Regions from separate parts of the Homo sapiens genome. Here regions 2, 3, 4 and 5 are each linked to region 1. A link is a loop called in an ENCODE intact Hi-C map of the cell type or tissue named here. Cell type or tissue: PC-9. All regions are shown on one strand. Each heading gives the region's core, and the rest is flanking DNA. Links, peaks and the distances in the headings are about the cores only. Region 1 overlaps ZSWIM6 (zinc finger SWIM-type containing 6). Region 2 overlaps LOC105378993 (a long non-coding RNA gene). Region 3 overlaps ZSWIM6 (zinc finger SWIM-type containing 6). Region 4 overlaps LINC03122 (long intergenic non-protein coding RNA 3122). Region 5 overlaps NDUFAF2 (NADH:ubiquinone oxidoreductase complex assembly factor 2).

Evidence for each region. Peaks named below come from ENCODE experiments on the same cell type or tissue, not always from the same donor. Only the 100,000 strongest peaks of a DNase experiment are listed, where the experiment ranks them.
Region 2: it touches region 1 in a loop (8-fold over the local background); 2 of 110 quality-filtered maps call a loop at or near these places.
Region 3: it touches region 1 in a loop (2.6-fold over the local background); 2 of 110 quality-filtered maps call a loop at or near these places.
Region 4: it touches region 1 in a loop (4-fold over the local background); 12 of 110 quality-filtered maps call a loop at or near these places.
Region 5: it touches region 1 in a loop (8-fold over the local background); 5 of 110 quality-filtered maps call a loop at or near these places.

Annotation. Positions count from the first base shown.
Region 1 is chr5:61,405,612-61,411,720 of GRCh38, forward strand. All of the region lies in intron 1 of ZSWIM6 (zinc finger SWIM-type containing 6), which reads left to right. Among named protein-coding and RNA genes, the nearest start is that of ZSWIM6, 76 kb to the left of the region's middle. RefSeq lists an enhancer at 2,400-3,599 and a silencer at 3,025-3,415. In PC-9, for the core only: no CTCF peak of the experiment used is centred there; DNase peaks (open chromatin) are centred at 3,250 and 4,140; H3K4me3 peaks cover 1,213 bases; H3K27ac peaks cover 2,448 bases.
Region 2 is chr5:61,301,454-61,307,562 of GRCh38, forward strand. It overlaps LOC105378993 (a long non-coding RNA gene), which reads right to left. Exons shown (of 3, transcript XR_948365.2): 3 at 4,463-4,530. Among named protein-coding and RNA genes, the nearest start is that of ZSWIM6, 28 kb to the right of the region's middle. In PC-9, for the core only: no CTCF peak of the experiment used is centred there; DNase peaks (open chromatin) are centred at 538, 938, 3,318, 3,708 and 1 weaker place; H3K4me3 peaks cover 1,670 bases; H3K27ac peaks cover 3,845 bases.
Region 3 is chr5:61,535,644-61,541,752 of GRCh38, forward strand. ZSWIM6 (zinc finger SWIM-type containing 6) reads left to right here. Exons shown (of 14, transcript NM_020928.2): 11 at 3,171-3,328; 12 at 3,953-4,116. Among named protein-coding and RNA genes, the nearest start is that of LINC03122, 99 kb to the right of the region's middle. In PC-9, for the core only: no CTCF peak of the experiment used is centred there; a DNase peak (open chromatin) is centred at 3,668; H3K27ac peaks cover 984 bases.
Region 4 is chr5:61,655,610-61,661,718 of GRCh38, forward strand. All of the region lies in intron 1 of LINC03122 (long intergenic non-protein coding RNA 3122), which reads left to right. Among named protein-coding and RNA genes, the nearest start is that of LINC03122, 21 kb to the left of the region's middle. In PC-9, for the core only: CTCF peaks have their summits at 3,099 (motif pointing left) and 3,301; no DNase peak of the experiment used is centred there.
Region 5 is chr5:61,047,824-61,053,932 of GRCh38, forward strand. All of the region lies in intron 1 of NDUFAF2 (NADH:ubiquinone oxidoreductase complex assembly factor 2), which reads left to right. Among named protein-coding and RNA genes, the nearest start is that of NDUFAF2, 110 kb to the left of the region's middle. In PC-9, for the core only: no CTCF peak of the experiment used is centred there; DNase peaks (open chromatin) are centred at 898, 3,658 and 5,218; H3K27ac peaks cover 2,172 bases.

The DNA.
Region 1 (6,109 bases), core at 729-5,728:
AAACTTGAGCAAAGACAACAGGCATGTTTGAAAAACAGTAGGCTTTGCTTCCATGAGGCCAAAGTGTAGGCTCTGTAAAACACAAGAGTAGAAGAGTAGATTAGAGACAGAGTGTCAAGAGCTCTAAAGTCATTTCTGTTTGGACTTTATTCTCAGTGTCATAGTTTCTATATGGAAAGGGGCTCAGAGTTTAAAAGAGTAACTCCATAAAAATAATTGTAGCACCACATCTTTATTTGGAAGATTAAAGTCTTTTATTTGAATTATATTTCAGAATCTTAAAATATGTATATGTATCACACAAAGAAAATACCTTTAAAGACTTTTTCTTTATGTATAGTCTGTGGTCCTGTGAGGTCTGGAGCTTGGGACTACTGTGAAATAAATGATAACCTTGTCATTCAGTAGACAGCCTGAGCTGCATTAGGGTCTTCTGCATCTCAGGGTTGGAGGCTTCTCCCTGCTTTGGCAGAATTTCTCTTCCCTCCAGTCTTGGCCTTCTCCATTAACACACAGGTACTTTGAACTTTATGTCTGCAGGTCTGTGTCATTTTGCTATCTCTTTGGGGAACCACCTGCCTAACCTTATGAGGTCCTGTTCAAAACTGTGGTTCTGCTCTTTTCAGCAACTGATCATTATTGCATATCACTGTCTTTTAACATCTACTAAAGCTGAAAACATTTGTATACTTAATATATTAATAGTATATTACTTGTTTATCAGTATGATGGTTTACATAAATGTGAAGCCTAGAAATTTTATAGGGACCTGGTGTAGTAATCCCTAACAGATATTGAAAGAAAGGTAAAAATTAGTTGAAAGGACTAGATCATCCTCATTCCTCACTCATTTTTCCTTAAAGAATATATTAAAAGGCAAAGTTGTCTACAGTCAGTATCAAAATTTTGTTTTAACAATGTTTTCAACATTTTACATCTTTCTGGTAATTTTATGAAGTCTCTGAAGACTAAAATCTGTCATAATTAGTCAGAAGTAATATTTCCGAGTAGGTATTTACTTTCAAAAAGCCTAAGTCTTTAAAGGTGGCATATGATACTATAATTTATCTCAGAAATCTTTTATTTATTTATTTATTTATTTATTTATTTATTTATTTTGAGACAGAGTCTTGCTCTGTCACCCAGGCTGGAGTGCAGTGACATGATCTCGGCTCTCTGCAGCCTCTGCCTCCCGGGTTCAAGCGATTCTCCTGCCTCAGCCTCCTGAGTAGCTGGGATTACAGGTGCCTGCCACCATGCCTGCCTAATTTTTGTATTTTTAGTAGAGACGGTGTTTTGCCATGTTGGCCAGGCTGGTCTCGAACTCCTGACTTCAGGTGATCCACCCACCTCAGCCTCCCAAAGTGCTGGGATTACAGGCGTGAGCCATTGCACCCGGCCTCTCAGAAATCTTAAAAAGGATTTAGTTTCATTTAAAAATAACAAACACAGTTCCCCAAATCTGAAATTTAGTTATTGAAACTGGACCATGTTGTCCATGGAAAACATATCTTACTTTATACCAGATTTTAAAATTAACACTGGTGTAAGTGCAGCCTAAAATTCCTCTGAGCCCCACTTTTACATAAGAAAAATTATTGAATATGATAAAGGTAGCATTTCCAATCAGTGAGAAAAGATAGGTTATTCAATTTGTGTTGGGACTAGTGGATATATATCTAGGAAAAAAAGTACAGACTCTAAATATTGAAAGGTAAAACTGAAAACATAAAAATATTTGAAGAAATCACTGGAAAATTATTCTACAAACTGCATGGGGAATGACAGTCTGTGATAATAGTAACCAAGAACCATGAAAGAATAGATTGGTAACAATTCAGCTACATAAAAATCCCTAAATTTCTCTATGGCAGAAACCATGAAACAGATAAATTTACCAAACTGGAAAAAATTTTCACAAATCATGTCACAAAGAGCTAATTTTCTTAAAATATATAAAAAAGATCTTTCAAAGTGTCATACACAAAACACTGCTTTTCGAAAAACATAAGCTCCTACAAAGCAGTAAGAAAATGATGAACAAATAGAAAAATGGGCAAAGGTGATGATTTAACAGTTCACAGAGAAATACAAATGGCTTCTAAAATATATAAAAAGATGCCCAACTTCGTTCATAATATGAAAAATGTAAATTAAGACTACACTAAGATACAATTTTTCACAGATCTGTTTTCTAAAAATAAAATAAGCTTGAGAGAGAGCCTCTTATCTGAATTCTGGGACAGCCTGATTTGCATGAGGGAAATAGGCATCCTCCTGCACTGCTGGTGGGAGGGTAAAGGTACAGTCTCAGTGGAGGACAGTTTGCTGTTACCTCTCAGAATTACAAATGCATGTGTTTGTTTTGATGTAGCAATTTCCCATCTAGGAATTTATTCTTGAAAGACAGTCATACAAGATTTTCACACCAGCATTATTTGTAATAGCAAAAAGATGGGAAATTACCTAAATGCTCATATATAGGGGACTGCTAAATTGTGGAATTCCATGCAATTCTAAAAAAGAATAAGGAAGCAAAGTAGAGAACATTATGTATAGAGTTTACCATTTTAAAAAGGAGAAAATAGAATATATGTGTATTTCCTTATGTATCACTAAAATACTTCTGGGTGAATACAAGAGAAGTAACAATTTATCATGGGATGAGAACAGGGCAACTGAGGGACGAAGTTGGAGGGAGATTTTGTCACTGTGTACCCTTTTGTTTTGGACCATTTGAAGCTATTGTCTCTTGACAATAATTTCAAGAAGATAAATTATGAAGGAGGGGGTCTAAAAAAGCTTTAAAATACGTTGTTTTAATAAAATGTTTTAATTTCTTTGCTTGAAAATTAACATTGCTTTAAGGGGGAAACAGCAGTTTAGGGGGAGCAAGTGCATTTAATTAAATTGCCTCTTCAGCAGTATTAAAAATCAGTCAGTTGTAAATTGGTGAGGAATATATTAAAACCCTATGGGAGACCAAGTTCTGAAGTTTGCTTCGAAGTTCGACCAGGAAAAGAAGGGGTTAAAGGTGTGATGCAGGTAAAGGAAGGGTTAAGGGCATTATGCAAGCTGTTAAATAAAAAGGAAGTGCATTACAAAATGCTGAGCTCAGGAGTCTGGCTGCCAGCCAAACCTTTGCTTTCCTCACTACAGCTGAGGGCTTTCGAAGCTTCCCACCAGTGGGTTTGTCTGAACTGTTTAGGAATGCGGCCGCGGTCGCCAGCTGACGTCAGCGCCGCCGGTTCAGCCGCAGGCCAGAGTCAGAGACTGACAGCGCGAGGGGCGGGGTTGGGAGTCAGGATGGGGCGAGGCCTGCGTGTGACTGATGGCGCGGGGGCGGGGCGGCGTGTGTGTGACTGACCCGACCGCGCAGAGGCGGGGTGGCACAAGATTTGCGTTTCCTTGATGACTTCTAAATTATGATTATAGATTTTCTTTGTAATGAGGGGAAAGGTTTTTTTTTTTTTTTTTTTTTTTCCCGTTTTTGAAATCCAGGCCTCTGTATTGCTTCACTTTAGGTATTAAGTATAAGCACAAAATTAAATGTAACACATACCAAATTGTCCAACTTCAAAGGCCATTTTGTTTTTGTTTTTGTTTCTGAGAACGAGGGGGCCACAGTAAAAACTTTGGTGATTTTTACCAGTGGAGGGGCTAGGGAGGTGATTTTTGCTGTTTAAGGAGGTTCTCAAATTTACTTACCTGCAGTCCATTTTCATTTCAGAATTGCTACCAGAAAGAAATTGTAAAAGTTTTCAAGCATGATTTTGTAAAGCAAAAGATCAAAAAAGGAGAGAAATTATGTGGAAAATTGGCAAGATTAATTATATCTCTATTAAGACCACCTTTGCGCAAGATAGTTTTGGGTTATTACTGCTGATTTTCAGCCTTTAAAGAAAAATGTGGGTTCTTGGTAGCAACTTACAAGGATGGTGTTTAGAGCTATAGTTCCCCCTTCTCCACCATACCCTGTTTTCTTGATGGTTAATTTTACTTTTAAAAACATTTGTATTTCTTGACTATTTATTAATTAGATCATTTTGCTTAGTCATACCTAAGAGTTTTGTTAGTCTTCGGTTTCTTAGTTGTATGAGTCAGAGTCAGGAATGCAAATTTATTAGCTTTTTGTGGAGAGGGATATGTGGGATGGTGAGAGCTGCGGGTGGGTAAGCATGGAGTGCAATACCAGTTCATAGACAAGGATCTAAAAGGAGCCATTAAGCTCCATGGAAAACATTGTTACTTGATCAGGCCAGTAAAGGAAGACTATTTTGAGTAGCTACTGAAGTTATCTGATAGTTAATTTAATTGATTTGAGTAACTCTTTCAGGGACCCCAGATTTGTAAAAGTGGCACTGTTGTGACTTTTGATAAAGGGAGTTTTAGCCTTTCATGAGAGGAAGCCTTGGACTTATTTGTCCTTCATGTTGAGAAGCTTCCGTATGATCTTCATGGTTTCCTTAGGCACAATCACTGTGATTTCACCTATGTATAGCAGCCCAACTAAGGTGAAGTCAGCATATAGACCAGGAAGATACAAAACTACGAAAACTCAGGACCAGCCTTGGCAAAAGGCAACATGTGTAGCCCTAAATTACCCCGGTACTCTAGTGCTCAGCCCCACATTGACAATTGCACAGAATTTAAGTGTTCTGAGTTTGTGAATAGTATTGTAATAATGGATGTATTTCCTTTTTTTTTTTTTTTTTTTCAGACGGAGTCTCACTCTGTTGCCAGGCTGGAGTGCAGTGGTGCGATCTCGGCTCACTGCAACCTCTGACTCCCTGGTTCAGGCGATTCTCCTGCCTCAGCCTCCCGAGTAGCTGGGATTACAGGCACGTGCCACCATGCCTGGCTAATTTTTGTATTTTTAGTAGAGATGGGGTTTCACCATGTTGGCCAGGATGGTCTCGATCTCCTGACCTCGTGATCCACCCACCTTGGCCTCCCAGAGTGCTGGGATTACAGGCATGAGCCACCGTGCCCGGCGATTTATTTCCTTTTTAAACCATCTGACTAGATTCTAAAGACTGGTGTTTTTCACTTAGATACCTTTTTGTTGATAGTACACTTCATGCAGAATAATTTTAAGAGTACAGAGTTGTAAACTACTGTTACATTGAACTCAAATATTAAGGTCATTTCATTTAATACATAGAATAGCCAACAGGAATATTTGACAGATTGAACATTGAATTAAGAATGAGGTATGAAGTGTGCTTAGTTTGCTAAGTCACCAGTTATACGACTTTGTCCACTTTTAATCTCATCGTGTCTTAGTTTCTCCAGGGGAAAATGCTTTTTATTAGTTTTCCTATAACAGGACTCAAGGCAAAAAACGCTTTTATGAAGACGTAAGAATATTCTGGTTAATAATACACTATGGTTTGGCATGCTTGGAAAGGGCAGCAGAAGAAATGGCAACCTGGTGTGGATGCTGACTGGTCTCTCCATCTCTCTGCTTGTCTGAAGCACTGCAGCAAAGTCGCTGGGAGGTCCTGTGCTCTAGGAGTGGAGCCTTGAGTGATTTGAGTGTGTATTTAGAATGAGGTTTCCTTTCTTTGTTTTTGCCAAATTAGTTATCAGTTCTTCTAAAATACAGTCCTCTCAAAATATGGAGTGAATGTTTGTGTCTTGTTGGATGAGTCTGTATTTGGACTTAAGTGTGACTCAATTGTTTTTTAAACTTTAATGACAACTAAGGTGAGCACATTTTGAGTTACAAAGGATGGGAATACAGTAAAAATTGCTTCCCTGAAGTCTTGATATTAGTGAAGAAACAACCCCCTAATTGGAAGCTTTTGGACAAAGCTAGAATATAGTTTTGCTTCCTGAATACTCTAAAATGTTTCAGGAAATTTCAACCTTGTCTTTAATAAGAACACTTTAAAATTACTTTTGTCTAGTTAACACATGTTTTGAAATATATTGTCTTCAATGTGTTAATCCACTCAGGCTCCTATAACAAAAATACCTTTAACCAGTAGCTTATAAACCATACAAATTTATTTGTCCCAGTTCTGGAGGCTAAGAAGTCCAAGATCAAGGTGCCATCAGATTGGGTGTCTGATGAGGCCCCTTTTCCTGGTTCCTGGATGGCACC
Region 2 (6,109 bases), core at 376-5,375, 100 kb before region 1:
TTGTATCCTTTAGCTTTTGGGTGGAGGCCCAGAGAGCTCCACAAGGGGTGATGTGTGTTTAAGAAACTCAGCTAAAGGAAACAAACTGATTGCAAAGAACTCTGAACCTAGGGTGTTGGGGGAAATGCTGAGCATTGTAATTGGCCTAATGCTGCTCCTGTGAGAGATGCCATCTCCCTAGGCCTCCAAAGTTCTGGCAGGGATTTTAACTCTTCTCATCCAGCTGATGACAGACAAATATTCATCACTTCAACAGTTAGGTGCAACCCCCAAAATGTTTCCTCAAGTCCTTCCTCACTGCAAATGCCTACCAGCTCATCTCTGAAGATGGAAAAGCAAGCGTGGTGACATCTGCAAATCTGGACAGTGGGCTTTAGGATTCATCTGAAAAGAAAGGCTCTTGGACAGTGCTGGACCTTGCTCCCTGAGCCAGGCTGTGGGTCCAGTGGTGACTCAGGAAGGAATGCCACTGACAAGCCACAGGCATGCCAGAGAATTACTCAGCACAAGCCAACAAGTAACCTCATACGAGAATCAAACGCCAGCCAATCTGCGAACGCTTTGCGTAACAGCATATTTGGATTTGGGGCTTAGCTTTCAGGCTTGAGTTTCACGTTTGCCTGAGCATACTCCCAGCCTCCCAGGGCCCCTTCTGTGTGCCCTGCCTCTGATTGCAAGTGCAGAGAGCAGTTCTCCCAAGAGCCAGGGCTCAGCTCACCCCTGCAGGTAACGCAGACCTCTGCTAGGGATCAGCTGTCTATCATCTGGTGGCGCCCCTCTTTCCAGCCAGCGCTACATCTTCATATGCCTTTTCTTACCAACAGGTCAGCAATGTGGGTGACAGATACTTCTTTTTGCTGTTGGAACACTTCATATTCATCTCTGGTATTGTCATGGCCTTTGACATACCTTACCAACAAGAGAGGTTTGTTGACTGATGACAGCAGGTATAACAAAATCTAACTAGTGACAGTTGTAAGAATTGGCAAAGTATTACTGCATCAACAGGTATGTGGACTGTCTAAGAGCCTCAGAAAGGACAAAGAAAGAAGCTTACAGATTCCGATGCCCCTTACTACTGTATCTGGCCTTTCTCCTGCCGGTATAGTGAGAGTTGACAGTTTGATGGATTTAATTTAGGATCTATGTTAGGATGAGATGCACTCTGTTTTCCTAAACAAATTTGCTGCAGAATGGCAGCCACAGTCTAGGGCCTCCTTGAGCTTGAGGCTAAATGACCTGATGGCCCACCCACTTCATCTATACTGCCTTTAATATGTCAGCATTTCCTCAAGGCCTGGGTTTCGTGCACTCAGGGTGATATTGAACATGAAGTTTTCAAACAGCAATACCTTGGGTAACAGACAAGGGCTAGTTAATGATCTCATTCATAATTCATCCCGTGAAGGAACCATTTACACTCAAACTCCAAGCAGGAAGAAAATATTCCCATTAGGTAGGGCTTTTTAAATGCCTCTGCCTTTGCCACAGTGCTGAGAGAGAACTGTGGTCTTCAGTAGTAAGGGCATATGGCTGCAAACAGAGTGCCCAGGTTAGAGACACCAAGAGCTGCAGCATCACTCAGTAATAGCTATTTCAGAGGGATGTAAAGCCTTCCCTGGGAAAAAGTTGAATAGGACTCAGTGCCTAAACACAGCACTTTCAAAAAGAAATGAATCTCTAATTAAACATCCTGAAGACAGAAGCTGACATGTCATTGCAGAGCTAATAATAAGACCTCATGAAATGTTCAAAAGTTCTCCAGAGTAAGTGTGAACAATTACATTTCCCTCTCTCCATCAGTGAAGGGTTACCACCAGTTCTTTAAGAAAGAGAAAATGAAGGTTAGTATCTGAAAGTATTATATAATGTGCTTATTACTATGCGTGGGTTGAGATATTCTCCAAAAAAAAGTTCCTTTTCCTTCCAGAATTAAAAAGAACCCCTCTAACTTTTGTTAACTGTAGATAGAATCTTTTCTTTTTTTTTTAAGGAAGAATCCTTACTGCATGTCTAAAACTCGTGGCTGAGAAAAAGTAGAGGATGTCCAGCCTAAGGAGCTATCAGCATTTTTTTGTAGCACTCGATATAGCTGCAAGCCAAGGTCCTCACGAAAGTGAAAGTTTTCATTCAAAGTTAAAAACATACTACTTGCATTTTACAAGCTCAAGAGTAAAGCACAATAATTATCAGTGCTTTATTGGTAGTTCCAAGCCTCCAAAAATGTCAGTAAGTTGAATCTACACTATCTTTGTACAAGAACATAAAACATAGCCTCGTGATAAAAATTAAAGGAAAGGATAAATTTGGTGAATTCCCTGCATAGTTCATAATAGAGATTAGTCAACCCAAGTTACAAAGATAATTTTTGAGATGAGGTATCACTCTGTTGCCCAGGCTGGAGGGCAGTGGTGCCATCATAGCTCACTGCATCCTGGCACTCCTGGGCTCAAGGGATCCTTCCTACTCTGTCTCCCGAGTAGCTGGGATTACAGGAAAGAGCCACCTTATCCGTTTGATTTTTTAAAAAAGAAATTTTTGTAGACACAGGTCTTGCTATGCTGCCCAAGCTGATCTCAAACTCCTGGACTCAAACAAGCCCCCAAGTTACAAAGACAATTTTTAAAGGTTTAAGAGGTTTGCTTCAAAGAGCTATTTCTTTTCTTTTCTTTCTTTCTTTTCAGAGACAGGATCTCACTCTGTCACCCAGGCAGGAGTGCAGTTGGTTCGATCATAGCTCCCTGAAGCTTTGAACTCCTGGGCTCAAAGGATCCTTCCGCTTCAGCCTCCCAAGTGGCTGGGACACTAAGCACACACCATCACACTCGGCTACTTAAAAAACATTTTTTTTTAGAGACAAGGGTCTCACTATGTTGCCCAAGTTGGTCTCCAACTCCTGGGCTCAAGCAATCCTCCTGCCTCAGCCTCTCCAGTAGGTGGAATTACAGGCATGAGCCACCACACTGGCTAAAGAGCTATTTCTTTTATATAAATTATATGAAGATTGCTAAAAGGTTTTAAGTCACACTACATGTAAAAACCCCTTAGGCTCAAACTCACCAGGAGGATCGTGGAGCTTGGAGCTAAATAAAGCCCAGGTGCTTTGCCCTCTGCTGCTGACTTCGGGTGCTGGCTGGGAAGGATCTATTTCCAGGAGGGACCCAGCAGAACCTCGGCGTCCCACGGCCCTAATAGGCAAATATGAGCCGGCCTCCGCCCCTTAAGGATGGAGCTGCTTAGCTTCGCCACTGCTGCCTGGAGTTCCTTGTCTGAGATAGGCAGGGCGTGGTGCCCCAGGTCATCTCCCAGGCATGCTTGCCCCACGAGCAGCGCTGTGAGGGTGTACTCAAGGCAATCCAAGTTTCAACGTCATACCATTGTCTTTAACAAAACCCTGCAAACATGTAGTGACCGAGGCATGATGCATCCTGCCTCTTGCTCTGCTATTTATCTGCTTTTCTTTTTTTAACTTTAACTTGTTCTCCTCCTATTTATTGGGCAATCACCTAGATTCTAGGAAACAAATATATTTAATTTTTCTAATCTAAAGGTTAATAAGGACTCTATCTTCTCTAGTCAGAGCCACAGGATGAACTTTCTCAACCCATCCTCTTTAAGGAAAAGAAGTTGTTGGCTGAGTCACGTGAGTGTCTGTTTACACACGTCTTATAACAGCATACAGGGTACATACACAGAGCAGCACACCTCCCCACCAGGAAGGCTGTGCTCCATATTCATGTGTCAAGTGATGTAAAGGTTGCCATGGTTATAATCTCTGTTTAGTCAATAGTGTGTGTGGGGGGGGGGGCGGGGAATCACCCCAATGGGCGTATTGCAATTTAGAGGAATCCCTGGGTACTTTTAAAGTATTGAATCACAATTTACATTTTAAAAAGTGTTGTCAATGACAGCATATTGGTTGCCATTTCTTGAAAACTCTTCTTTGTAGGAGGACCTTATGTATGCCAAGAACATCGTTTTTGCCTCCTTAGGTGAAACTTTATTTCCCACATTTAGGATTCATTAGGATTATCTAAGGTAAGTGGCAAGAGGGGAGAAGGATGAAAATCATGAGGGTGAATGTGGGAAAGGGATGAGGGAAGGTGAGCTTAATTATTTCAAAGATAATAATGAGTGAGGCTCCCAACCCCTGAAATTTGGGAGGCCAAGGTGGGAGGATTGTTTGAGTCCAGGAGTCTGAGATCAGCTTGGGCAACATAGCGAGACCTGCGTCTACAAAAATTTCTTTTTAAAAATATCAAACAGGCATGGTGGCTCTTTCCTGTAATCCCAGCTACTCAAGAGACAGAGTAGGAAGGATCCCTTGAGTCCAGAAGTTCAAGGCTGCAGTGAGCTATGATGGCAGTACTGCCCTCCAGCTGGGGAAACAGAGTGATACCTTGTCTCAAAAAAAAAAAAAAAAAAAAAAAGGAATAAAAATAAAAGTGTCAGTAATTCTTACTCTTCTTCTTGGTCTGCCACCTTCTTGCCTTGGTGACTTTTGGATCCCCCATCCCTCTGTTTTCTCATCTGTAAAATTGGAAGGATAACAGGGAGTTGCAGGGTCTACTGGGTTGCTCATAGGCATTTAGAGCACTCGCTGGCATACAGTGAGCACTCTTTAAATGCACCCAATCTTATTCATATTCTAGTCAATACACAAAGAATCTGCTGTGCTTTTGGATAGAGAGAAATGCTTCATAACAACACCATCACACATTATTGAAAAGATTTTGGTGTGATTAGGGCCGACTGACATCCAAACTTCCCTCCCACCTTTCTGGTCATATCTCCTCCTTTTCCCACACTCAGTATCTTTCCTTTATCTACTCTAAGCAGTAACATGATAAGTTATATAAATTATATGAAGATCATTAAAAGGTTTTAAAGTCACACTACATGTATGACTTCGTATTTGAAAAAGGCTCAAAACAGTAAGTGAAAAAAGTGACAGTTGGTGGAATTTTAGAAGTTGAGGGTGGAAGGTGTTTCCAAAACCCCTCAAATCACACACCCTAGATGTGGCTGCTTCCTGGATCCACTAGTGAAGCTGACTCTGGCAGGGAGTCACTTGCATTTTTCACTAACTGAGGTCCTGCTCTCTCAAATTTCACAATCTAAGGGAGAGAATCTTGATCCAGAGTGATAACAAAACAAGTAATGCAAGCTCAGCGATGTGGGATAACTCCCCTGTCCCTGGTATTAGCATGGAGGTGCTGGCCACCCTCTGGTGGAACAAGACCCATTCTTTGGCTTCAGGAACTTCACAGCTTAGTGGAAGGGACAAAACACATCAGATAGTGATAAGAAAATGTGTATGAGTAAAAGGAAGAGATAGGTATGTTGACAGAAGACAGCCTGAGGAGTTTAGAGAATAGAAACATTTCTCAAGAACTTGAAAGCGAAAGAGTCTCTTGAAAGGGTTTGTTGCACACTGCCTGAAGGCTGAGGTATGGACTGGAAAGTGACTTAGTCCAGCCCCTTCTAGCTGGGTGAGTAACTGAACACTCCAGCGTGCGGATCTTCACTGGAGAGAAATGGGAGCATGATTCATCTCTTTGACATCATCTTTAGATTTTTGGTTTAACTTTTCCTTTCCACATCAGACGCCCCTGTTGTTGGGTGGTCTGCCATGCCACTTCCTCCAAGTCCCAGCTACTTTACTCTAGGTAGAGGGCTGAGGGTAATGGATCTTATTTCAAAAGGAGAGGGGAAATTGAAACCAGAACAGCTTTGTGATGAACTGTAGGGGAATCCTTTTTTCTCTAGCAAAGGTTTCCCAAGGCTGGTGTCTCCAGCTTGGAGCTTGATCGTGTGTGGTGTGTGTGTGTGTGTGTGTGTGTGCATGTGTGTGTGTGTGTGTGTGTTTGTATTTGGTGAGAGTTAACCATTCAAAATGGAAATCCTTTCATAATTTGATCTAGTTATGCAAACACAGCCCATTGATGTTAACAAATAGAGACCAGATGCAAATAACCCACTCGGGCATAACATGGAATAACTAGCAGAAGTTAAAGCAAACCGTCTCCTCCCCACTGCCCTATTACCTCATAAGAATTCCTTCCATTTGGAAATAAGCAAGAGGAAAAGAAAAAAAATGGGACTATTA
Region 3 (6,109 bases), core at 773-5,772, 130 kb after region 1:
CAGAGGCAGGCCACATTCCCACTGGGAAGCATGGCTGTTAACTGACTTACTCCTTCATGTTTCTTATAGGCAGCAGAAAAGCTAAAGAAACTATGTATTTATGCTTCCTGTATTGTTGTGGAGGTGATTTGCTTGTTGGCTTGTTTTGCTTCTGTTTAAAGTAAGGGAAGGGTTATCCTTGCTGCTATCAGACTCAAGCACACCGTGGCTTTTTCCTACTTTTTCGTGAAGCACAATTCAAGCCAAGTTTAATCATAAAACAGCAACAGTTGAAACCTTCATAAATGATTAATTGTTTTGAAAAAATTGATTTTTGAAGCAGTAGTAAATAGTAAATATACTGGCTTGAATATAATTGAGGGAGACCTTCACACCTGCTGTAATTCCGCATTCCATCAGTAGTGCAGGAAAGCAACTCCCTGTATTGCCAAGGCACATCTGTATTCACTGGAGGCTGAGAGAAGGTGGGACGTGCATTTAGCAGTGAAGGAGTCGCTATTCGGGGTCCTTCAGGCTCTGCCTGCCTCTCTTCTGACTGCTTCCATCTCCTCATCGGTCTCTCCTTTTCAGCAATAACAGTTAGAATATGTTGTTCTCTACCACCCACCTTTTTATTTCTACCTTCTTTTAAAAGTTATTTCACATAATAATTATTTTTATCACAGATTTGTTCAAGGTGAATATTTTAATGAGTTCAAGATTATATTTTAATCTTACAAATAACCTTTAAATTTTAAGGACCTAAAAGGTACATCCATCTTTCTTAAAACATCAGCATTTTCTTTTTCCTTTAAAAAAATTAATAAAACACTCCTGTGCTTCTAATGGAAAGTACAGATCACCTAAGGACAAGCCATGTTGTAGACCTAAAAGCTTGTGTGTGCTGATTAACAGTTTGATCTCAAGAAGCTTTTCATCAAAGATTCTATGTCTGTAATCAGAGAAGTAGATTCTAAAACAAATCCTTGCCTATAAATTACCAGTGTCCCCAAAGTTACCCTGTTCTGAAAGTATTGAGTGTAGCTTATGTGTATAAGGACACCTCTTTTTTATGCAGTGATAAGGATGTGTGTATGTGTCTGTGTGTATACCTATGTGTCAGTGTGTTTTAAGGCTGACATCCTGTAATTTGACATGCTTTCCTTGGCAATATGGAATCTTACTAACCTGCTGGAGAATCTTCTTAAGTATTCTTTTTTCTATTTTTAAAATACCAGAAAATAAGTCAATAACAAACATCAGCAAAAGTCCCCCACCAAATTACATTATACCACTTGGTTTATGTTTTAGAGCACGATTTTAAAATAAGTGGGTTCCTATTTTTATTTTTGGAAGCTGAAATGGAAGCTGTCTTATGAAGACATATGCTCAACTCTATACTTACTCAAATCTTAGGAATTCTAATCTTGTTTTAAAGGGAAGATGTTAATGTTATGGTGCCACCAGATGCTGTTGCTACTACCACTGGCAAAGTTTAAGGGTAAAATAGCATAAAGTTTCTGTGTGGTTCTGGCTTATGTAATGGTATGTGCCAGGCAGAAAGGCTTGCTTTTCTAACACTCACAAACTCATTTATATTTGTCCTTGGTTGCTGCCAAGGCAGTTTCTTAATGGGGAATACTAGCAGGGTACAGGGGAATTTTTTTTCCACTTTCTCTCTTCTATCTGCCACTACTATCCTGCCAAAGGTCTGCCATGGAAGGCAGGTATGTGCCCCACCAGGTATTGCAAGGCAGCCCAGGGAACAGGAAGGAAAAGAGAGATGTAGCTCGCATGCTTCTTAGTCCTTCTGGAAGAGGAAGGCTAAGGAAGGTCATCTTCAGCACTCATTTTCTCATCTTCCCAGGGATGTTGATTAGTTTCTTCTACAGTAAGTCTGGCAAGACCTGCCTGTGAATACGAGGATATTCTGAGTTAAAAAAAAAAAAGCTAAATAGCAACCCTGCCATTATTCTTACTACTTAACTGCCTACCTTGCCACCTTCTCTACTGCTGACATCTTTTTGTTCCTAAATAAAAGGAGAAGAGAATGAGCCATTTGGCTTACCAGGCAATAATTGCTCTTGGGTGGGGCCTTGAGGCCAGCATCACTCCCAGACCCAGCTGACTCTTCTTGGTCTCCAGCTCTTATCTTATTTCATAGTTCTTAACACTGGTGTACTTGACTGAAGGCCGGCATTTTGATGGTTGTAAATAAATTATTTCAGCTTTAGGTACTCTACTAAGCTTTTTGGTACTTTTAGAAGAGATTACTAAATATTTGCTTTGCTTTTAGAAATTTTTTCATCAGCATATTCTTTTTTTATTTGTTTTGAGACAGGGTTTTGCTCTGTTGCCCTGGCTGGAGTGCGGTGTGGTGTAATCATGGCTCCCAGGCTCAGCTGATCCTCCCATCTCAGCCTTCCAAGTAGCTGGGATTACAGGCACATGCCACCACACCCAACTGATTTATATTTTGTAGAAACAGGGTTTCGCCATGACAGTATATTCTTAATAAAAAATCAGAAATCACTCTGAATTTATGCAAAACTGTCAAGGGACAGACACTTAGGTCACATTTATCTTCTGTAATATGGTTGGTAGAACATAGTCTAATGTCAAATTCCTGGAGTCATAAGAAACTAATTGTTCAGAAAGTATGAATGGATGGAAAAGAGGTAATTTTTGTCTTACTTCCCTTCTTGTTTTATGTTTAAATAGGTTAAGCTTATTCATCTTAAGTACTCACTGCTTCCTGACTGTGATCTCAGTCTTAAATATCCATTTCACTATCAGTTTCTGTTGATTTATTTTTTGAGTCATAGAATTCAAAATTTGTAGGTAAACATCAAGACCTGTGTTTAAAAGTTCTTCGGTGTTTGCGTATCTTAATTTATTTGAATATTGTAATTTTCTGAATGGTGCTAAAGAAAGAAAATCTCTTAGGTTTGGGTGATGAACAACTAACAAGGTTTGGGTGATGAACAGTTATTATTAGCAAACAATTAGTAGTCCAAAAAATCTAGGTATTTTGCACCCACACAGCAGAGTATAGCTGTACCAGCCCTTGCTGAACTTGAGTAGAGGCCTGAACATCTACCCACTCCTCTGGCTTCTGTTGGCCAGTCTTTCTGGCCAAGGACATGGTCAAGAAATAACTAGGGGCCACCTTCCTTGTCTTCTCATTATAGGTTACTAGTATTGGAATCTACTGCTCCATCAGGAGACCTCACCCGCCCACACCACATTGCATCAGTTGTTCCCAACCGCTACCCTCGCTGGTTCACTCTAAGCCACATTGAGTCCCAGCAGTGTGAGCTGGCATCCACCATGCTAACTGCAGCCAAAGGTACTGTACTGTCCTGAGGCCTCATAATTGTTTCATTCGTTTGCCTGTTTATTTTTTTTAAGTCTTGTTTTCTATCAAATTCTCAGCAGTGGTGTTAATGTCAGATAGGTTGAAGGGATCTTTTTCTTTAGATGTTAGCTTTTAAGGCAAAACAGGTGGCATTTTCCTCATTTACCTGCATCATTAACTTGCTGCCAGCAGAGTTCAGGTTAGTTACCATGCTAAGAAAATATAAATGGTTGAAATTCAGAAGCAGATTTACAAGTTGGGTTACATTTTTTTCTTCCTGAAATATTCACCAAAAATACATAAGTAGGAACTAGGAGAGCTGTTGCTGTCTCATGTTGGTCCTGGTTCATATGTGCTTTGAGTCATTGAGGGTGTGTCTCAGTGTATCTTTTTTTGTGAAGCCGAGATTCACAGACATTGCAGTAATTATGGGAGCCCTAGTTGTAACACCTGTGCCATCTGTGAACATGTTAGGTAAATTAACTTGTGCTTTATGTTTTGTTTTGTTTCTTTTTTCCCCCTCTGTGTGTGTGTATGGTTGTATGATTTTTGTTTATTTGTTTGTCTTGCTTTGCTTTGATTTGGTTTGGTTTGGTTTTCCCTTGTTCATTGCAGGCGATGTTCGGAGGCTGGAAACAGTATTAGAATCCATCCAGAAAAACATTCACTCCTCATCACACATCTTCAAGCTTGCCCAAGATGCATTTAAAATAGCAACTCTCATGGACAGTTTGCCAGACATCACTCTTTTGAAAGTGTCTCTGGAGCTGGGCCTGCAGGTACATGACTGGTAGTCTTTCCTGGGACATCAAAGACTGCTAAATAAAGGCACCTCTTAGGGTTGTTTTTGTTTGATTGGATTTTTGAGTGCAGGTAAATGACTCTTTGGAGTACAAATCTGTTAGACTTCAGGAGAGAACTGTATTTCAGAGACGTGGTCATTCCCAGCTGAACCAGACTGCTATGTAAGGTGCATGGACTGTACATTTAGCAGCCTAATTTGTGTCTTTCAATTAAAAAAAATCATTTTCTGAATTGCAGCCTTAACGACACTGTTTCTCCTTTGAATGAAGGGAGAAGAATTATTGCTAATAAGAGACTTAAATAAAGCTAGCATGTATAATGAAGATTCAGTTGTTAGGGTTAAATTTTTAGAGGAAGTATAAATTTTTATTGATGTTTGCATTTTCATAATAGATGGGCAGTTCTAGCTCCTTTTAATAACTCTGAGAAAAATAGGTAAAGGAGGAGTGATCGGGCCAGAGTCCAGTTTTAGATTTCAGCAGAACAGAATACCAAGGACATTTTGAGTTCGTCATGCAGATAGATGTTTGCTTCCTTATAGTTTCTGAACAGATCACTGGATAAACCAAGAACTAAAAAGTTTGTTTCATTTTTCTCATGGAATCTCTATTAACATTTGCTTTCTTCCCATTAAAAAGCAGTGAACAAAATTGTTATACCCCAGTTACCTAAAGAATGGGGAGTATAATCCCCTGATTGGATAATTAATCTGGTGTTTTAGTTGTGGATTCTCCCTTACAGTGACTAATAATGTTTAAATAATAGGATCACAGGAAAATGTACCTACCATGGTAACATAGAATACTGTACAAGCAAAGGGTATAGAAGATTGCTTTTAAGCTATATAGTGATGGTTCAGAAGTTTTTTGTTTTTTTTTAATTCTTGTTATTTGGCTAATTTTTGTCACCATTTGCCTCATCTTAAAGATGTGATGCAGAAAGAACCATTAACATGAGCTCTCTTGTTATTTGGAATTCATGGTAAATAGGATATGCACGAGAGCTTATTCCTTGACTCATTCTTTCTAGAACCTAAGAAGGAATCTCACAGGCCCTTTGTGAGTATTTCTAGAACCTAAAAAGGAATCCCACAGGGCCTCTGGGGATATGATGTCCCTGGATATTTTGTGGGTTTTTTTTTTTTTTTTTTTTTGTTGTTGTTGTTGTTTTGTTTTTTCAGATGGAGTCTCACTCTGTCACCCAGGCTGGAGTGCAGGGGTACAATCTCAGCTCACTGCAACCTCTGCCTCCTGGGTTCAAGCAATTCTTCTACTTCAGCCCCCTGAGTAGCTGGGACTACAGGCGCACGCCACCACACCTGGCTAATTTTTATGTTTTTAATAGAGACGGGGTTTCACCATATTGGCCAGGCTGGTCTCAAACTCCTGACCTCGTGATCCATTCCGCCTCAGCCTCCCAAATTGCCAGGATTACAGGCATGAGCCACCGCACCTGACCGTCCCTGGATATTTTGAATCTTTAAAGAATGGGGGAATTATGAAGAGGGAGATATGTTTATTTAGGGACTTCTTGTTAGAAAGTGAAAAACAAAATCAGATCACTAATGATATCAAGGATGATTTTTTCCCCCATAAACCTGGAGTTACCTTCATGGTCACCAGAAAAGAGCAATCAGAGATTGAAGGAATAACTAAAATGATTATTTTAAAATACCTCTTTCCCCACTGAGAGTTCCTGGTTAGAATGAATTCACAGGAGCCTCAGAAATTGAACTATGGAATGTTAAATCTGGGGAGGGAAAAAGGGCATGGGCTGTGTTTAATGCTCCAGTCCAGCCCTCTGATTTTGCAGATGAGAAAAGATAGAGTAACTGGTTCAGATACCACATCTAGTCAGTGGGCCCACCAGGAGGAGAATATGGGCCTCTTGCCAGGAGGAGAATGTGGCTGTGGCAAGGCCACCTGGGGTAGCCATGGACAAATCCAAATTCATATGTAGAGCTTTGCT
Region 4 (6,109 bases), core at 581-5,580, 250 kb after region 1:
AGAAGTGTGGGCAGAGGTAGGTGGACAAACAAGAGATGGGAGGCACCCCAAGTTTAGCACCAGTGGGGAGCTGGTATCCCCAAGGATGAAGGGCCAAGGGGAGGAAACTGAGGGACTGGGGCCCATGATAGTTGGAGCCCTGGAGGAAGAGCCTCTCGGTGGAAGCAGGAGTGCTGGAGGGACACAGTCTTCTTCTGAGATGGGGAGTCCAAGCAGGGGACAAGGACACAGTGTAGCTTCTCTCTTCCCACTTGACTGGCCATTAGTGCCTCCCCTCGTCTCTAATACAGTTGGAAGCCAGCAGCCAAGGGTGTTTGGGTGATGTGGTCTGTGGGGTCAAAGTGGGGGAGAGAATGCAGTAAATGGGTAGATTCGGACAGAGCAGGGTAGACGGAGAAAAACCAACATTCACAGAAAATACGTTACTTAGGACTTCCAGCATTGTGCAAGAAGGAAATTGACAGAAGTCATGTTTGGTAGTTGCCGGCATCATTCCTCACGTTCTGACTTCTGGATTCTGCTTTTCATCAGTCCCTTCTGCACTAACTTGCCCAGCCTAGTAAAGTCATATAAAGAGAAGCAAAATTCAGAGGATTCTTTTGTTGTTGTTGTTAACCTTTTCCTTCCACTGCTACTTACAAGCTCTCTGACGTTGGAAGTCACAAAAATGTCTCTGAGCCTCATTCATCAAGTATGGAAGAGGTTGGGTTTGATGTTTTGCATTGTGCCTTCTGGCTTGAAGGTTTTATGATGCTTTAAGAGGGTCTTTGGCTTCCTCCTTATGAAAGGCATGTAGTGCTCTGGCCCCTTCTAAAGGGGTGAGCCGCCTTCCCTTGCCCGTTGTCGCCTGCAATGGTTTGAAGGCTGGAAGAGAGCACAACAGCAGTACCCCAGTCCTCCAAGGAACAGACCGCAGCAGGTTATTAGCATTTTATCGACTTTGGCTCTGCTGTTGATTGTCAGGATCTGTAGTGAAATACTTTAATATACATTTGAGTCTAAGTGTTACCCAGGCCGAAGGAGCACTAATTTTGAAGATATGTTTGCATTATAGCCTGTGTTCTAGAGAGACCCAATATAAAGAAACACACCCAGCAACTCTGCTTACTCGGCTGGTGGAGGGAATTGAGGATTGTTGCTGAAGGGAACTCACTTTTGTATGCATTTCAGAGATTTAATTTTATTAGCCAATGCAAATGATCTGTTCCACAAATGTAAAACAAAAGGACAAGAAAATGATCCCTGTGTCAACATCAGGATGTCTGACTTAAAATCCCATTCGAATAACTCCCTAAAAATGATCAGACACTGAATACATTATTTTTCTGACTTTGACAAAACTAGTCTGCACAAAGAAGCAGCCCCATGAGGTTACGGATAAACCAACCACCTTAAAACTTCAGCATTTTCATGTCAGTCACAGATTTTCTTAAGGGCCAACTCACTGTTTAAGGACTAATGTGTTTGGAGAGGGAAAAAAACCACACTGTGTTATTAAGCAGAATCCCCTTTACATACAGGGATCGGATCAGTTTGCCCGGATTGTGTTGCCTGCTTTATTGTCCTACTTCAAACACGGGGCCCTGGGCATCATCTCGAGGAAGGGCTGATTGAACTGTCGGCCTGACACTTGTCAGCTGTGGATAATACGGGCTTCAGTCCGTCATGCTCACACATAAATGAACCATGACAGAGATAGACTGTTGAATAGAAAAAGCAGTTTTACTGTGGATAACCTTTCTTGAATAAATGCAACAAATAATAAAGTCTGAAAAGGGGGAACATGTACCTTAGGAAAGCAGTGACGTTCAGAACCAAACGGTTATTATCTTTTTGGGCCATCAAAAATTGCCCATTTATCCAAGTACATTATTGAGAGAAAAGCTAAAAGTGCTATGATTATCATAAAAATGATGGCAGTTGAATCTATGCAGTCTTCAATATTATATCACATAACAAAACCTAGTTACAGCTCACCAGGATTGAAAAAGGAGGCATTGTTTGTGTACCAAATGGAATCCACAATTGTTCTTAGAAAATGGTGGCACACATCTTAATTAAAAGAGCAGAAAAAGAATCTAAAGCTCTTCTTTATGTCTTTAAAACACTTCTCCTTTTTTATTAAAAGAAGAAAAAAACAGAACTCCCAGTAGAAATTGTGGAAACTCTACATTTCAATCAAGACAGTCAAAAGAATGATTTGAATTTACAGGCCTGTAATTGGAACAAATTGGAAACAAAAGAAGAGCTCGTTTAAGCCACGTGATGTGGCCACAGTGCTGCCGTGTACAGTATGTTAGAAAAAAAAATCATGTTTCTTTAAAGCAAAGCTAACTCCACTGCAGGCTCTGAGCAATTTGCATAAATGTCTCTACCATGATTTTTTTTTTATTTATGGGCCCTAAGTTTCTAATTAAATACTAATTAATACTATCACCAGAATTGTCTCCCATCCCCAGCTCTTCATAGCTTTGTCACTTTGATTAATGCACAGTCATTTATTAACTTATTTAACAAGCCGGGGTGCCTCATGACAAACTAGATTAAATTATCCTCATAACAGTCTCATTACTGGAAAAAGGGAGTTTTAAACTTAATAAAAATTATCCTCAATAATGTTAAAGCTTTTTCACCATACCCTTAAAAGACAGAAATAGGTTTCTTGTTTGATTTATAATATAAGGAGTTGTATAAAGCATCCATTAATAAAATTTATAAGTTCATTTAAGCTTGCACATTACAGTAGTGCTGTAGCCTTGGGTGCTTATTATTTAACTTTTGCTGTAGTTATGAAGATAATTAATGTGCTGACCAGACAGGGACTAAAATACCCACCAGAACAAGATAATTAGAGACATAAATAATGTTTAGGTTCTTGTGTGCTGCTCTTAAAATTAATTGTTTTGTTTTCCATCCAAACTTGATAAAGAAGAAAATAAGAGTTTACCAAGGAACTGTACGATGAAGGTGAGATGTTTGTTTCGGTGGACTGGCAAATGCTAGCAAGTCTGGCAGTTTTTGGGCTGGAGGAGGGAGCAGATGTGTCAGGGGATTTGGCTCCTTCTGGGAAACTGTTCGACCCTCATTGCTCTCTGTCGCCCTCTGGTGGCCAGGTCCTGGTGACACGCACACCTTGCAGCCAGGCCTGTTTGTCAGTGGTAGGCGGAGGGGTGAGGCAGAAGTGGGAGCTGGAGGAAGTCTCTTCATTTAAGTGCTGGGATAAACTTCTCATCTCAGTCAGATTCCAGGAGAAGGGGGGCCCCAGAGGGAGCTCAGCATATCTATGGCAGCAAATCTTCCTTGCTGACAAAGCAGAATCCAGGAAGCTGTGGCTCACTCAGGCCCTGCCGGTCTCAAAATAAATAGGCACAAACGCTTTAAAACATGCGTGGAGCGCTGACCCTCCATGGGGCTGTGTGCTAAAATAAGTGTTCAGCATGTTCGGAGGGCAGATTCTCTTTTTATTTTCAGTTTCTTGCTAAAATAGCACCCTTGTTAAGGGTCTAGGTGACCCGGTAGGAAGAGCAGGGAAAGGTATCTGCTGACGGAGGGTCTACTGTCTAAATTTCCTTCTGGCCTGGGCCGTCCTGAGTCTTTGGGTGGGGTTGTGGGAAAGGCGCAGTAGCTCCCTGGTCAAACAGGGAGCTGCCACCCTGTGTAGACAACACTTCACCACTGACAAGGCACCTTGGCATGTATCGTGCTGTCTTCACCCCTCCAGAGCCCTGTGAGACCAGAGGGAGGGACTGTTACTATGGTTGCTGAGGGGTCACGTGCTGATTTCAATCCACAAACCGGCCGGCTGGTGACTTCCTTGCCGGGAAGAGCACCTGGCTCCTTTTCTTTCGGTATCTGAAGTCCTTTCTGCTTTTCCGCACCTCACCCCCAGTTCTTCTCTCTCACACCCTCCTTCTCCCGCTCACCTTTTCTTTTTATCCTTGATTCAGAGCAGAGATAACAATAACTCTACTTGTTCTCATACTAAAATAGCTCACTTGTCAAAGCTGCAGGGAGACTGGTGCCGCGGAAATTCTGTGAGCAGAAGAATGGCTGGGAGAATTTTCTCCGAGTTTAGATTAGAGCGCTTCATGGTCAGAGTCCTCTCCCATTCACTCCCATCCCTGGGAGGTAAAAAGACAGCAAACGTCTTCATGATTTATAACTCTTGTTTAGCATTGATTCAGAGCTCCATCTTTGCAAGTCTATTAGTAGAGACCTATTAGTGGAGGTTGGCTTTGGCCAAAAATAGATCAACGTTAGGCCAAATCTTAGCTACCTGATTCATTCAGTTTCCTCCAGGCAACTTCATTTGAATTCAGGGTATTAGGTTCCCAGGCTTGCCCAGGATTCTGCTTGGGCAAGGAGGCCAAATTAAATGAAACAGGGCCTCTAGGAGCCAAGTGAGGGGATGTCCTAGATTAAAATAAAAGCGCAGGAAGAGAAGAGCTCTCGGTCGGTGAAGGAAGGTGAAGGCCCAGGTGATCTTATTCCTGTCTGGGTCCTTCCACTGGAGTTCCCACTGGCTTCATCATGATGGCCTCAGGAGTGGAGGGGCAGAGGGGAATGGTGGCTAGATGGATGCAGGCCACAGATTAGGGATGCATAGTTGGGAAGAACACAGGAGAAGAAGAGAGAGTTTTTCAGTGGTGCTCAAACTTTAATGGGCAAAACTTTGTTTAAATGCAGAGTCCCTTGCTCCAGTTTCAGACTTGCTAATTCTCTTAGTCTGAGATGACACCAGGAATCTGCACTGATAACAGGGCTTTAGTGACTTTGATTCAGGGGTCAGTCCATGACCAGTCATTAAGAAACACTGGACGAGGAAGGGAGAAAGAGAAGATAAAAGAACTGTAGGAAGTGAGGGAATTTTGCCTAAATCATGTTTACCTCCTGAGAAAGTGCCATAGCTGTCTTCTCTCTCTCTCTCTCTCTGTGTGTGTGTGTGTGTGTGTGTGTGTGAGAGAGAGAGAGAGAGAGAGAGAGAGAGAGAGAGAGACAGAGAGAGACAGAGAGAGACAGAGAGAAAGAGATGCCCTCCATGGCCAGAGAGGAAGGTAGGTCAAACACATATCCTTGGCTCTTCCAGCACCTCTCGTTGTGCTTACCCTGGAGGCCCTGCTCAAATCCAGTCTACATTGTGTCCACTGGAGGCTGCTCTTTAAGCTCTGTCACTCTCCTGCTCACCCCTTTGCTCTGACAGCGGCATCCTTCTGTGAGGGGACATCTGAAGGAAATGGGGGTACAGCTGTGCCCTGAGCCAGGGTTGCTGCCAGCATTGAAGAGAAGATTGAAAGAGCCCTATTTCCCACCTCCATACAACCTTCTGGAATAGTCAAGTGCCAAAATGGCCTTAATTAAACTGCCTCAGGCACATTCTGAGGGCCAGTCTATTGCTTGGGCCATTATGGGCAGACAGAGGTGCTGTGAGGGTAAGGTACCCTCACACAGCTTCAGAACTAAAGGCGCCCCAGCTGGGATGTCCTGACCTGTCAGGGCTCTCTCTATTGTTCTCTTCATGCCTTGGTAACCACGTAGGCAGAGCGATGTGGATGCCACATGTGTGCACAGATCAATGCATTCATGGTCACAGGCAAGTGCCAGGCACTGTGCTGGGTGCTGGCAATAGATGAAGATGAAAGACGTTTTCTTGCAAACTAGCTTCACTGTTGCCCCTTGAAGGCTCTCAGTGACATTGCCCTGAGCTGAAAGAGTATATCCAGAGGTTACTGGGACTGAGTGTGTCTTCTAACACCACTTAGACACCTGGCAGAGAACAGGACACTCATGACTAGACTGGCTCAGGGATGGCTTTGTAGGGTGGATGTGACAGAAGGAGAAGAGAGTGATAGGGTTTAGGGCTGTGGTCCCTAAACTGGAGTACACACACCCTCAGGGGCTGTACAAAATGCTCCAATGGGAATGGGCAGAAAATACTGAAATGCTTATTATATTGGCCTTCTAAAATCATGTCATTTGTGCCTTTCCATTTTCGTGATATGTTTTAAAATGAAGAAAATGTCAGCCCAGTAGTAAAATGTATGCGATTTATGAACATATTGGGGCTATGTGCTCGATTCTTTTCTTGCTTCATTGCTGGCTGTGCACTACG
Region 5 (6,109 bases), core at 621-5,620, 360 kb before region 1:
TGATGCTGTATGTGCCTAGAGTTAAAGTGGCATTTATGCAAGGGTATATACTGTCATTACAGTGAAAGGAAAGCCTTTCTAGCCATTTATCAATGATTTTATAGTCCTTACTTCATGGCAGATGGAATAAAAGAACAAAGAAAGTTTACTTCCAAAGCAATTTAATAAACATGAAGTGAAAAAAATCAAGATAGACTTGTTTCTTTTCGCATTTCCCTCTCACAAGTGCCTTATTGACAAATGAATTCATTTCTTTTTCATATCACAAATTTAAGTGTGTCCCTGAATAACACCCAGCATCTAATACTTTTTTTAAGTTCTAATGTGTACTGGAACTGAGTTTGAAAATTCATTCCCTTGGCTGTTTCTTCCCTTTACAATTTGGAGAGTTTTGAAATTACCTTTGGATGGCTTTCACTGAGGAGATATGTTTGCTTGTTTATCTATTTTAAATCAAGAAAAAACAGATAAATATTCATATTATTTCTCGCTAACTAACTCAGTTGGCAAATTATTTTTTTATCCTGGGGTTAGTGCCTACTCACATTAAACTTTAAAAAGGAGATTGAGTTTAAAATGAGGCCACTCTTTAATCAGGTAGGATGCCTGGAACTATTTCAAAGGCATATATGGTTTTTGTTTTTATAGGAAGTGAAGAATGAGACATTAGAGTTATGAAATTAAGATTCTTGTTGAATAAGTAAATTTGCCTAAGGTTGGGGATAATGGAAGTGTGTAATGATTTGCATTGAGAGGTTAGTGTTGTCAGAAGCTATCTCCCAGGCAGCTTTCTTCAAGCCATTACACCTGGGCCAATAACCTTGTTTCCCAGTCTCAGCAAAGTTGATCTTAATCCTAACATCCAAATAAGAATTCTTCCTGTAACCTTTGTGGTTTTTTTCTTCAAGACATTTGAGTGAAGAACCACCATTCCTCTCTATGACTTAGATGTTACTCATCTTGTTGCTAGAAGGCAGTCAGGCAGTGGAAAATATCATCTTTGAGACCATACAAACATCATGGTTCTGACCTAAGTGGATTAAGATGGGTGATTGGAGAGGGGAGTGGTGGTAGAACCACATTCACAATGGGGCGCACTTTTTCAGGCTGCGTGGTTATGTCTCGTTGTTTTTGACACAAACATGCAAGGTAAACATGCATCTTCATCATCTGTTGGGGCCAAGGTATATTTTAAAAATCAATGTATAATAATGTCCAAAATTCAGTATATTATATTAGAGTTTTGTGTTCTTTTTATATATATAGAATTTTAGTTTGGCAATTTTAAGGATCAATTATATCCTTGTGGATAACAGCTGGTAATTATATACTATTTGAGTCAATATATTGATGTAACCTTTTATTAAAACTGTTATAAATAAGTCCCTAGAGTATGTAGTAATTTTTTATTAACCCAGCCTTACTTGGTACAAAGAGTTTTCTTTATTAAATATCTTTTTAAATCACAGGTAAAAGTTTTTAGTCCAAATAATTTAGGATCTCAAAAAGGACCAAAAAAGCCGTATAAGGAATAAGACACGGATTTTTACCCTCCGAAATTTGAAGAATTATCAGAACAGGGTTACAAAATCTGTAGTTTGTGAATTTTTATTTAGTTGTGGTAAAATACACATAACATAAAATTTACTATCTTAATCATTTCTTAGGCTGTAGTTCAGTGGTATTAAATATATTCACATTATTGTTCAACCAATCTCCAGAACTCTTTTTATCTTGCAAAGCTAAAACTCTGTATCTGTTAAACAACAAGTCTTCATTCTTCTTCTCCCCCACCATTCTGCTTTATGTGTTTATGAATTGAACTACTTTAAGTACCTCATGTAAGTAGAAACATAGTATTTGTCTTTTTTGTGTCTGGCTCATTTCACTTAGCATAATGTCCTCAGGTTCATCCATGTTATAGCATGTGTCAGAATTTCTTTCCTTTTTTAAGGCTGAATAATATTTCATTGTATGTGTATGTGTGTATTTATATACATATATATAAATACACACATACACAATGAAAATTATATATACACAAATTATGCAATTTAAATTATACACACACACACACACACACACACACACACAGTCTGACATGTATAGTCTGATGAGGGACACTTGGGTTGTTTCCATCTTTTGGCCCTCCGAAAGTTGAAGAATTATCACAATTTTGGCCATTGTGAATAATGCTGCAATGCACATGGACATACAAATATCTTTTCGAGACTCTGCTTTCAATTCTTTTGGTTATATACCCAGAAATGGAATTGCTGGATAAAGTGGTAATACTATTATATATATATTTTTTTTGAGGAACTGCCATAATGTTTGCCTTACTACATTATTTTACATTCCCACCAACAGTGCACAAGGGTTCCAGTTTCTTTACAACCTCGACAACACTTGTTATTTTGTTATTCTGGGGTTTTTGTAGAAAGGATAGTAGCCATCTTACTGGTTGTGAGGTGGAGTAGTGTATTTTAAATTCAACTTTAACCTAGAGAAAATTATGATGGAAATGATGATGAAATGTACAATCTCATTTACAGATTATGGCCAAAGTCTAAATTTGAATACTGTGCTGACTGACCCTTTTCTACTCTATTGTTGCGCAAATGATACTCTTCAAGGAAGGATTATGGCAGCCTGAGAAATCAGGAAAGCATGGCTTGGAACTGGCCAAAACAAAATCCAGCAAGATCTCTTTGAAGGTGGTATTTAAAAAAAAAATCATAAAATTTATGCACTTTGAACCTTGTACAGAATACAGCTGTCCTCAGACTAGAACTACTGACTTGGTGTAGTAGGTAAGGTGAAGGATTTAGCAAGTTCAGTTTTCCTTTCATTACCAATTTATTTCCTTAATTTTCTACATGTAAAAGATTGGAAAAGGGCTGACAGACAGTAGTCAGCAGTAACACTAATTGACAATAAGAAATATCTTCATTATTGCAAGGTGGAAGAATCATTTAAAAGTCAAAAAGTCACAGTAGGACACTATTTTAACATAGTGGACTATGTTGTGTTTATAATTAGCATGTGATCCAAAGAGAAAGTGAGTACACAAAGGATGTTTAGTTCACTAAGGCAGGAAAAAAAGAACTCTAAAGTATTTTTAAATTCTTTTCATTAAAACAATCAGACTGAGAATATTTGCTTTTCAAAGGAATTGGCTTCATTTATCTAAAAAATGCTATCATATGGATTAGCTGATTTTCCAGTGACGCAGAAAAGATGACATATGGTACAGAGTAGCATATATTCAAGTGTCCAAAAATATTCTCATAATCTTTCCCATGTAAAATCCAATTGTTCTCTTAATTTTAATTTTCTAGAATGATGCTTCTAATCTCCATTAGCCTCCTCTTTTGCCCACCTAACTGCTATTTGATAGATACCTCTCACAGAAAGTTTCCCATTTCTCTTTACTTCACAATTCTGGGTTCCTTATTTTTCCTGTGTGGTATCACAGCACACAGCATTTTCTTTCTTGTACTTATCGCTCTCTATTGCAGTCAATCTGTGTTCCTAACCATCTGACCCCTGAGACCACCAGTGTGTCCCAGATCAGTAATAGCCAAAGAGACAAAGTTGTTATCATGCTGAGAATTGTATATAGCATACATCTTGGTATGCCTCCAGGAATGTGAGGCCATTAGGTTGTCAGATATGAGTCATAGTGGGAAAAATATTAGGGTCATTGAACCAGAGTGTGAACAACTTGAGCCTTCTTTCTTTTTCTCCCACATATAGCAGTGTTTGACCTAGGCATTAGTATAAACACTAAAGTGAAGAGTTTGGATTTTTGCTGTATTAAAAAAAATGCATTGTAGAATTGAGTTTTGTATAGGGATGGTGTTAGAATTGTGGTACAATAAAACTATTATAAGATCATTCTCTTCCTTCTTCCAGAAAGGATGTAAGATTGAAGACTCAAAGATAGAGGCATAAAATTGCAGTGAAAGGAGGAATGTAAAGTCAGGGTGGGGAAAAAGTAGAACCAGATATGAGGCACTAATATAAACTCTGATTAGCTATGCATTTTCTAAGAGTGGACTCAAATGCAATTCTGACCTTTGTAGCAACCAACTCAAAAAGGAGAAACCTTTAAGTCAGAACCTCACAATGGCTCTGAGGTCAATCAAACAACTACTTAGAGAAGTATAACTATTTTTTCTTTTCCAAAAATAAAGTAGCTTTATTTTGCTTTCATTCGAAAAACAATATGTTACTTATTTTAAAAAAATCAAGCAATAAAGTACAAAATCTTATATAATTACCCCACTAGAGCACTTGTGGTCATACCCCTAAGCTTCTTGGTAGTCAGTCCAGAAAAGGAAACAGTTGGTCGCACAACTCATACTGCTCAATTTATATTCCAAACAGTATGAGAGCTTGTTAATTTTCCTACACTCTTAATAACACTGGGTCTGTGTTGTTAATCTTTCCTGGTCCTATAAGAGAAAAATTATATTTGTTATTTTCTCTTTTTTTCTTTTGAGACGGAGTCTTGCTCTGTCGCCCAGGCTGGAGTGCAGTGGTGCGTTCTCTGCTTACTGCAAGCTCCGCCTCCCGGGTTCTCGCCATTCTCTTGCCTCAGCCTCCCGAGTAGCTGGAACTACAGGCGCCCGCCACCATGCCCGGCTAATTTTTTGTATTTTTAGTAGAGATGGGGTTTCACCGTGTTAGCCAGGATGGTCTCGATCTCCTGACCTCGTGATCCGCCCGCCTCGGCCTCCCAAAGTGCTGGGATTATAGGCGTGAACCACTGCGACTGGCATATTTGTTATTTTCTATTATCCTTAATACTAATGTCTGATGTGACTTTTTCTATGGTTTTTATAAGTAGACACTAATGTAATGAACAAGTATTCTTGATAACATACTTTGATTAATTTGATAAGTTTTTTTCTGGAGTATTATAATAACACTGAATTATGGGTAATGGTATTTCACCAGGTTTTTAATTCAGTAAAACCAGTTTTTCTGGGGCGAATATGATAGTGTTCGTTATTCAACCTTTTTGTTGATTTGGCTTTATTCAGGAACATATTTGTGGTAGAGACCACTAGCTTCCTACCAAAATCACTTTTTCCTTCTTCGTGGATACACAAACTACCTTTAGCAGCTCCATTTGAAATTAAGTGTGCTATGTGACTAAGTTTTCTCTAGTGCATTGTAAATGAAACAGATGTGAGTCACTTCATTGGCATGAGCCATAAAAATCTCCATTATGTGTTCCTGGGTGCTCTTTTTCTTTCTGACTAAATGAAATGGCAGTGTTCAGGGAAGCCTTAGAAGTCATGTGTTGAAAATGACTGAGTAGCCATCAGCCTGGATCTTTGAATGACTGCATGGAAAGAACTGCATGGCCTACCTGAACATTCACCCAGCACTGTTGCATAAGAAACAAATACACTTCTAATTATTTAAACTACGTAGTTTTTTAGAGTCTGTTTGTTACTGCAGCTTAGCCAATCCCAATTAATACAATATTTTAGAAAATATAACTGAACAGAAATTGAGCTAGATTCAAATGATCCATGTCATCAGGATATGCACCATCTCCATAACATGACTCTGAATTGGTTTCATTCATAGATAGATTTTCTCCACATAGTAGAATAGATGGCCCAGCAATCACAGGTCTTACATGGTCTTTATAGCTTATGATCATAGAAGCTGAGAAAGTATCTTTTCCTGGAAGCACCAGCAAAAGTTCTAGGAAGACTCTTCATTGGCCCAGCAGGGGTCATGTACCCATCCCTGAAATAGTTTCTGTGGCTAAAAGGATAGAATACCATGGGTCAAATTTGGTTAACATTCCTACCTCTAAGTAGAAGGGTGATAGTCCCACACAACCCCATGGACAAAGTAGGATCATATGGAATGGAGTAGTTTCCTAAAGAAACAATAAAGAATAGACATCAGAATACAATATGGTTAGGTTTTTAAAATTAATATAGACATGAAATGAGAGGGACCTGGATGAAGGTCTTGGTGTGGATATAAAGGGAAATATTGAAATAAAATATATTTTGTTGAAAGTTTGCATTGTCAGGGAGGGAAATAGTAGAAAAAACAACTGAACTTTAAAAAACAA